2 separate regions of the Homo sapiens genome follow, and region 2 is linked to region 1. The links are chromatin contacts, found by Hi-C or POLR2A ChIA-PET in ENCODE. All regions are on one chromosome and are shown on one strand. The core of a region is the stretch at or near the end of the contact, and the rest is flanking DNA. Distances in the headings are between cores, read along the strand shown. Region 1 has its middle 75 kb from the start of USP9X. Region 2 has its middle 40 kb from the start of USP9X.

Evidence for each region. A loop is a pair of places that touch in the nucleus more often than their neighbours do. ChIA-PET counts read pairs that join two places held with the same protein, here RNA polymerase II (POLR2A).
Region 2: a map of sigmoid colon shows a loop between it and region 1 (5-fold over the local background). The contact joins two enhancer-like sites. A Hi-C loop is called at or near these places in 1 of 168 maps with a recorded cell type or tissue (sigmoid colon). POLR2A ChIA-PET finds 5 or more read pairs at or near these places in 5 of 52 experiments (A673, MCF 10A, PC-9 and 2 more).

What each region holds. Positions count from the first base shown.
Region 1 is chrX:41,008,424-41,013,126 of GRCh38, reverse strand. No RefSeq gene overlaps it. Among named protein-coding and RNA genes, the nearest start is that of USP9X, 75 kb to the left of the region's middle. Within about 2 kb of position 2,891, at least 36 of the 41 ENCODE cell types and tissues checked have a DNase peak (open chromatin) inside an H3K27ac peak, as active enhancers do; they include sigmoid colon, where a contact is called at or near this core.
Region 2 is chrX:41,043,524-41,048,226 of GRCh38, reverse strand. No RefSeq gene overlaps it. Among named protein-coding and RNA genes, the nearest start is that of USP9X, 40 kb to the left of the region's middle. Within about 2 kb of position 2,035, at least 5 of the 41 ENCODE cell types and tissues checked have a DNase peak (open chromatin) inside an H3K27ac peak, as active enhancers do; they include sigmoid colon, where a contact is called at or near this core.

The DNA of each region.
Region 1 (4,703 bases), core at 1,642-4,141:
ATCGCGCCACTGCGCTCCAGCCTGGCGACAGAGCAAGCCTCCGTATCGAAAAAAAAAAGAAAAAAAAAAACTGGAAAGGAAATACTTCTGAGTCCAGGCAGACAAAGCCTGGTGGATTGAGGGGCGGCCCCCAAGGGATGTGTTCTCATTCCTAACTCCGGCACCTGTGAATGTGACCTTATCTGGCAAAAGGGTTTTTGCAGGTGTAATTAAGTTAAGGATCTCAAGATGAGGAGATCACCCTGGATCATCTAGGTGGGCCCTAAATTCCAATGACAAGTGTCCTTATTAGGGCACTTATAAACTCATAAAACTTATAAACTGGACACAGTGGCTCACACCTGTAATCCCAGCACTTTGGGTGGCCGAGGCAGGAGGATCACTTGAGCCCAGGAGTTAGAGGTTGCAGTGAGCTATGATCACGCCACTGCACTGCAGCCTGGGTGACAGCGAGACCCTGTCTCAAAAAAAATAAAAATAAAAATAAAAAAGGGAGAGACAGAGAGAGACTTGAGACAGAAGAGAAGATGCAGCTACACAGAGGAGTTGTGACAACAGAGGCAGAGATTGGAGTGATGCGGACATAAGCCAAGGAATGCTAAAGATTGCTGGCAACCATCGGAAGCTAGAAGGAGTACAGCCCTGTGGACACCTTAGTTTTGGATGCCTGGTCTCCACAAGTGCGAGAGGATGCGTTTCTGTGGTTTGAAGCCACCATGTTTGTGGTACTTTGTTACGGCAGCCCTAGAGAACTAGGACTCTGGTAGTAAACCCAGCAAGCTGGAGATAAAACTCCAGGCAGAGCCAAGAGCCAAGAGTTTGGGTCCCTGGGAGTCTCAGGGGGTCCCAGGAGTGGAGACGATCTCTTCTTTGTGAGGATGAGCTGGTGGTTGTCTGGGTTGCACAGTGGTCCCCCTGTGCACTCCTGTGACCAGTGGCCGAGGAGGAATCTGCGGGCTCAGGACTGGCTTGAGAACATTTCATACTCTTGGCCACTGTCAGCATTAGTGCTGCAGGGATGGGTGGATGATCTAGACACAAGTGAGAGTGAGAAGACTTTTAAAAAGCAGCCAAGGAGAAAGCAATCTGTATTTGCTTGGTGGAAATAAAATTCTACTGCACTGTGAGCCAGGCTTATTAATGCAGAGTAGGGAAAAGAAATTGGCAAAGCCAGCCACCTTTTATTTGATAAAGTGACCAGCCACCTGAGGCAGGCATGTTTTAAAGACACTGGGTGAAAACGCTCACTGCGTGAGGGTGGAAGAGGGAGACAAACAAGTATGATTTTGAAAGAACAATGGCATAGAACATTCACATACATACAGACTGCTAGGAAGAAAACGCTGAATTTCAAAATTCTTCTCCACTGGAAACTGTTCTAAGACCTCCTTTCTCTGTTGCAAAGAGAGGAGGCTACAATAAGGAAGAGAAAGGAAAAGATCTTTGATGTATTTATTTATTAACATTAGAGCCTTGACTATTCACCTCAGCATTAACCAGGTAGATATTGTCCTGTTGGTTTTATAATGTTTAAGAATCCTTGAACATCGGTTTGCTCCTGTTCACGTGTAATTTCACATTTAATTTAATTAATGTATCTATTTTGAGATGGGGTCTCACTGTATCACCCAGGCTGGAGTGCAGCGGTGAGATCATTGCTCACTGCAGCCTCAACCTCCTGGGCTCAAGCGATCTTCTCACCTCAGCCCCCAAAATAGTTGGGACTATCAGCTTGCGCCCCACCCCTGGCTAATTTTTATTCTTTTTGAATTTTAGTAGAGACAAGGTCTCCCTTATGTTGCCCAGGCTCAATTTCGTATTTTATATTTAAAGAACTAGATTTCCTAAATAAGAATCACTCCTTTCTCTTTCAAGAGAAGATAGTTACTTAGAGGGTAGACAGGACTGATTATTTTCTTTGGTATGCCCTAAGGAATTATGTAAAACTTGACAGAAAATTTCCAGACTACAAAAATGGCTTCACTACCAATTCCTTCCCCTCTTCCATCTTTTGAGCTTAGAAAAACAAGATAAAGAAGGTTATGTCTTTTCAGTTATTCCTTTCTCATCTATTTCCCCAGTTTGGTCTACACTGAAAGCATACACGATTCTTCCTCCACTGGTTCATTGAATAATCTTCTTTCCTTAGTTCCCACATATCCAATCTATAAATCAAGCACATGAGATATATAGATTCTAAGTATCAGGTGGAATTCTGCCTTACACTCCAGAACATTTTTTTTTTCTTATGCTGTTTTTCATGTAAAGCAGAATCTGTAAGTATCGTAACAGGATTCAGCCAGGGAAACAGAGCCACTGTGAGTATTCTAGGAATAAAACCGTTCACAGCTGTGGGAAGAGCTGGGGAAGTGAATGTCTGGAAGGAGGAGTCAGAAGATCAGAGAGTCACTAGCCGTTGCCGGAAGCACTGGTGCAGTTGGACAAATCAGAGCTTGCAGGAAAATTCCAGAAGCCAAAGCACATCTAGCCACCGAAGCAGGGCCGCGGAGGGGGAGTTCGTGGAGAGGTTTATGGGAGCTGTGGCCTCTACGTAGCTCCCGCCCCATGTGGGGCGACAGCCAAGCCCCTGGTGGTGGGCCCGAGGCAGCTGTTGGGTAGCAGAGCCAACAGCAGGAAATGTTAGCTGGGAGGGAGCAGAGGAGAGAGCCGGATAAACCGGGAGCTGCAGGGCCTCTCAGGGCCCCTCTGTTTCTGTCCTTCACTGTATCTGACGGGAAACCTGCCAGGGGCAGTGACTGCTGCTCGCCTTCCGCCCTACAATTCTTGCACAAGGTTCTCTTTTGGCCAACTCTAACCCGGAAACACAGCAGGGAGGGGCTTCTAGGAAATGGAGTTCCCAGCCTTAATCGAGTTGCCATAGCACAACTCAGCACCGCATCTCCCAGCGTGATCAATGAAATGACATCACAGGCTCGGTAAAAGCCATTTAAAAATAACTCCTTCATTCTACTGTTCCTCAGCTCAGAAGTCAGGTGCGTGCATAGGTCGCCCTTCGTTAAGATTCTCCACTTACGGAGGTGGTGGACCTGGCAGGGTGTTGTAGGAAGGAGTGGCATGTGCTGAGAAGCTCACAGGATCCTTAGTCCTGGCTGTGACTCACAGGTATTGTGTAGCCTCGGGCAAATCCCTCTCCTCTGTGCCTCTGGTTTGTTCATCTGTAAAATGGGCAGAATTGTACTCAGTTGGCTTTTGCATGGTCCAAATGAGAAAACGGAAGTGAAACCCCCCTGTAAACTGCTAAATGCCAGGATAGTTATAAATTCCTTTTTTTTTTTTTTTTTTTTTTTTTTGCGGGGACGGGGAGGACAGAGTCTCGCTCTGTCGCCCAGGCTGGAGTGCAACGGCACAATCTCGGCTCACTGCAACCTCCGCCTCCCAGGTTTAAGCGATTCTCCTGCCTCAGCCTCCCAAGTAGCTGGGATTACAAGCGCCTGCCACTGTGCCTGGCTAATTTTTGCATTTTTGGTAGAGACGAGGTTTCGCCATGTTGGCCAGGCTGGTCTCAAACTCCTGACCTCAGGTGATCAGCCCGCCTCCGCCTCCCAAAGTGCTGGGATTACAGGTGTTAGCCACCATGCCTGGCCAAATTCCTTTATTTCAAGGAATATTCTTGAGCTTGGCAAAAGTTTGGAGTTTACGTACAAAATACATACTCAAAAGGAATTATGAAGTGAATGAATTCCTGAATAAACATGACTTGGCATCATGGGGAAACAATTTACAGTATTGGTGGGGACATAATTTCAGAGATGGAAGCTGCCAGAAGAGCTTCTTTTCTCCTAAAAGCCCATCCCAGGACCTCACTAGTCCTGATAACCCAGAAGTTTCCCTGCCACTAAAAAGATCTGTTTATTTTCCAGTTAACAAAGAGTGAAGAGGACACTATCATCATCATCATCAACATCATCATCATCATCATTATTATTTGCCTGAAGGCCCAGAGTACACCGTAATGGAGTACTGCTGATGGGAAAGGAATTAGCATTGACCTCTCAGGAGGTTAATTTGGGAGTTTAGCTCATGATCTAGTAATTCTGCTTCTGGAAGTTTATGAGAAGGAAGTGCTCTAATATGTGCGCCTGTGTGATCGCTGGGCTTTAGCATTTTAGGGGTGAGCCAACTGTATCTCAGAGGTGGCCATGTCTTGCATTGAGGAGAGAGAGCACCTGCGAGAACTTCCATGCTATATTCTATTTGGGAAGAACTTGAACCTTGCATAACGTAAACGAAGAGAATTAACAAGAATTTGTGGCACCCCTTCTGTGTCAGTTCTTCTTCCAGATAATAGGAATATAGCAATAAACAAAACAGACCAGGTTCCTGCCCTCATGGGGGAAAGAGGCAATCTAAAAATGAAAAATGGGCCAGGCGCGGTGGCCCACGCCTGTAATCCCAGCACTTTCGGAGGCCAAGGTGGACGGATTACCCAAGGTCAGGAGTTCAAGACCAGCCTGGCCAACATGGCGAAACCCCATCTCTACTAAAAATACAAAAATTAGCTGGGCGTGGTGGCACGTGCCTGTAAGGCCAGCTACTCGGGAGGCTGAGGCAGGAGAATTGCTTGAACCCAGGAGGTGGAGGTTGTAGTGAGCTGAGATTGTGCCATTGCACTCCAGCCTGGACGACAGAGCGAGACTTCATCTCAAAATAAATAAATAAATAAATATAAAGATGAAAAATGT
Region 2 (4,703 bases), core at 786-3,285, 36 kb before region 1:
CCTGTGTCAATGGAAACCACATGGGCAGCCTGGATGTCCACCTCCACCAGGCAGTAACAAAGTACTCCTCCCCCTCCTCTCTGGGGTGGTGTCAGAAGAGTGGAGAGTTTGAACTTTCACCACTGTTCCATGGTAATGAGGTCACCCTGATACGATGGCGTCAAGGGAGGCAATAATGAAACACCTTCAACCCTCCTAACCAGGGTGGTATCAAAGGAAGCCTACTGGGGAGCCTGAACCCCGACCCTTGCCTGCCAATAACAAGGAACACTCCTCCCACACTCACTCCCCATGAGGGGAGAACCTGGACTTTCACCTTCATCTGCCAATAGTAAGGCAGGAGAGGTCTGCTCAAACACGGGATTTAAATAATATTTGGAATCTTACAACATCATGCCCAAAATGTTCTGGTTTCAAAAAAAAAAAAATCACTTGTTATACTGAGAACCAGGAAGATGTCAACTTGAATGAGAAAAGACAATTAACCTAGATGACAGAGTTGCTAGAATTATTTGACAAGATTTTAAAGCAGCCATTCTAAAAATGCTTTGGCGAGCAACTACAAACATGCTTGAAACAACAAAAAAAGTAGAAAGTCTCAGCAAAGAAATCAAAGATATAAGGGAGAACCAAAGGGAAATTTTTGAACTAAAAATTGCAATAACTGAAATAAAATACTCAAGGCATATGCTCAGCAGCAGAATATAGACAGAAGAAAGAATCAGAATTTGAGGATCAAATAGAATTTACCCAATCTGAACAACAGAGAAAAAAATAGACTAAAAAACAAACAAACAAACAAACAAACAAAAAGAACAGGGCTTCAGGGACATGTGAGACTGCTGTAACAAAAAATCTAATACTCAGACCATGGGTGTTCCAGAAGGAGAGGAGAAAAATGTGGAACTGAAGAAATTATGGCTAAAAGCTCTGAAATTTGGCAAAAGACAAAAACCTACAGCTCAAGAAGCTGAGAAAATCCCAAACAGGATAAACCTAAAGAAATCCATGCCAAGGCCCATCACAGTCAAACTTCTGAAAATTAAGACAAAGAAAAAAATCTTGAAAACAGCCAGACAGAAACAACATGTTACCTATAGGGGAAAAACAATTCGAACGAACGTGGATTTCTTATCAGAAACCATGAAGGCCAGCAGGAAATGGCAAAACATTTTTCAAGTGCTGGAAAGAACTTTCAATGCAGAATTGTATAGCCGAAATATTCTTCAGGAACTTTTCGTTCCTTTTCGGAAATCAAGATATACTCTGATGACAAAAAACTGAAAGAATCTGTTGCCAGCTGACTTGCCCTAATGAATAGCTAAAGGAAATTCTCTAAGCAAAACGAAAATGAGAGAAAAAGAAATCTTGGCCCATCAGGAAGGAAGAAAGAATGATAAAGCCAAAAGCATGGGTAAATACAATAGACTTTTGTTCTCTTCTTGAGTTTTCTAAATTATATTTGACAGTTGAAACAAAATTATAATCTTGGCTTATGCAGTAGTTCTCAATGTATGTAGAGGAAATATTTAAGACAATTATATTATAAACGGGGGAGGATTGAGAGTTATAAAAAGAGGTAAAGTTTCAACACTTCACTCAAACTGGTAAAATGTTGACAACCGTAGAATAAGTTATATATATATATATAAGGCGATCCTTAGGGCAACCATTAAAGAGATACACCCAAAGAACACTAAAGCTAAATCAAAATAGCATTCTAAAAAATGTTTAAGCAATCCACAGGAAGGCAGGAAAAAAAATCATTCTGGTGGCAGATGAGAGGCTGATGGGAGTGGCGGAGGGAGTGGAGTCACAGGGTGCATTGGGGATGGGTATAGGGTGAGGAACCTGCCAGGCTCTTCCACAAAACTTTGCCTTGGTGGATTGGTTTATACCGGTGCTGTTTATGCTGGTACTCAGAGAGCTCTTCTTGAAGCCAGCAGGCTGATCAGCCATCACACCAGAAGGAGCTCCCTGCAAAGGGTTGGGCTTGGCTGACTTCAGTACTGGCAGGATGGTGCCTTTGCGTTCTGATTACAAAAGCCAGAAGCACCACTTTGTGTGTGGTCTATACTGCTGGTAAAATGGAATTAAGATGGCTTTGAAAAGGGCCTTATGCAACATTGGCAAGGGGGAGAAGCAAGTTCAATACATTTGGAGCTGTGCCCCAGATGCTTAAGCAATATTTGGGTTCAAAATCAGAAAACCTTGGCAAACTTTTCCTACAGGATTATTACAGAGACCTATTTTAACAGGCATCTTCAGTCTTTCAACGATTCGAAAGAAAATGAATACTGATGAAAACTGACTTGCAGAGTAGTTCAACTTCTCTTTCATTTATTGAGGGCAGGAGTTCTGTATCTTTTCAAGTAGGCGGTGAGCCCCCAGATCTTGTAGTAGACCACCTCCTAGGACCTGCTGGCTCTCTGCTTCTGGCCTCTTCAATCCTGAGTCTCCCAGAGAATACTTCTGAAGACTTTTCATTATAGTTGCTTATAATTTTTACACTTAAAAAAAAGAAAAAAGATAGCTGGAGGGTTTTTTTTAATTTTAATTTTAATTTTTTGAGACAGAGTCTCACTCTGTTGCCCAGGCTAGAGTGCAGTAGCACAATCTTGGCTCCCTGCAATCTCCATCTCCCGGGTTCAAGCGATTCTCCTGTCTCAGCCTCCCAAGTAGCTGGGATTAGAGGCGTGTGCCACCACGCCCGGTTAATTTTTTTATTATTAGTAGAGACAGGGGGTTTCACCATCTTCCCCAGGCGAGTCTCGAACCCCTGACCTCAAGTGATCCACCCTCCTCAGCCTCCCAAAGTGATGGGATTACAGGCATGAGCCACAGCACCCGGCCAGCTGGAGGTTATTCATACATTACATGTCATTTACTATTCCAAATGCTGTTTTAATCAGTTCAACATGAAAGCATCTTAATATTCTCAATAATGGCACTGATTATGGATTAAAATTCATATTCAGAAAAAGAATAAGCTAGGCAATCTCCCCTTAAAGACACAATATGTAGATGATTAAATCTAGCAGGTTTGTGGAAAATTGATATTTTCACAATATAAAGTTTTTCGGTGTAAGTTTCCTTGCATTTCTATTAATAATATCAATCGTATTTTACAGCTTTCTCTGTTGAGTTCTTGCACAATTATGATAGATTTAAGTATTTGCTTCTTTTGTGCTATTATAAATGATTTCTCTTAAAATTTCATTTCCTGGCCAGGCGCGGTGGCTCACGCCTGTAATCCCAGCACTTTGGGAGGCCGAGGCGGGCGGATCACGAGGTCAGGAGATCAAGACCATCCTGGCTAACACAGTGAAACCCCGTCTCTACTAAAAATACAAAAAAATTAGCCAGGCGTGGTAGCGGGCGCCTGTAATCCCAGCTACTCGGGAGGCTGAGGCGGGAGAATGGCTTGAATCCGGGAGGCGGAGCTTGCAGTGAGCCGAGATCGCGCCACTGCACTCCAGCCTGGGCGACAGAGCGAGACTCCGTCTCAAAAAAAAAAAAATTCATTTCCTAATTTTTTTATGGCATATAAAAATGCAACTGATTTTGTATACTAACGTTTTATCCTGCACTTTGGTGACCTTCCACATATACAACTTTCCATATACACAATCATGCTTCTGACAAAGAATGAGAGTTATTGCTCCTTTGTAAGACATGATGCATTCTCGTTTATTCTTTCTTGCCTCATTGTACTCACTAGGAGCTGCATTACAATGGCAATGAAATAGTGAGAGTGGATAACCTCGTCTTGTTTCGATTTCAAAGCTTTCAATATTTTATCATTGTGTATGTTTGTTGTCGGTGTCATTTTAAGGAAGCCTATGTCTCTTTGTAGCTTTCTAAGGATTTTTATCATGAGTAGAAGCTGTATCAAATACTTTTAATGCATTTTGAGACACGTATAATTTTGTTCCTTTATTCTGTTAATATGGCAGATAGTAACATTTATTTTCAGATTGTTCACCAATGCTGTGTTTCTGAGATAAACATATCCTTTTTTTATAAAAATAAGAGGTACTTTTTGCCAATTCTATTCAGACTGCGTCATGATGAGTCACAGTGGCAGCTTTCTAGAGCTTTGAATATTCTTGATGTTATGTGCTGAAATATTGTGGAAAATGCATTCTCTAAGAGGTAATAACCTGAATTGGGAAAAATCTTTAAAAAGATTTACTGGTTGGTTGCTTGTGTGAGTGTATGTGTGTATGTTTGCTTTAAAACCAGATTTATAATTATCCATCCTTTTCTAATTAATGTAGTTATTATCTATTTTGATTATGCATTGCTACACACACACGTAGCAACGCATATGTATATATAGTCTCTGTGATCTGGATGACGTGCCCTCCTTTATTCCTGATGTTGGTAATTTGAGTCTTCTCTCTTTTCTTCTTGGTCAGTCTAGCTAGAGGTTTACCGATTTTATATTTTCAAAGAACCAGGTTTTGGTATCATTGATCTTTTTATTGTTTGTTAATTTCCTATTATATTGGTTTCTGCTCCTATCTTTTCCTTTCTTTGGGTTTAATATGTTCTTTTACTAGCTTGTTTTTTTGTTTGTTTGTTAGTTTTAATTTTTTCAGAGACAGGATCTTGGTATGTTGCCCAAACTGGTCTTGAATTCCTGGTCTCAAAGTGATCCTCCATGCTTCGGCCTCCCAAAGTATTGGGATTTCAAGCAT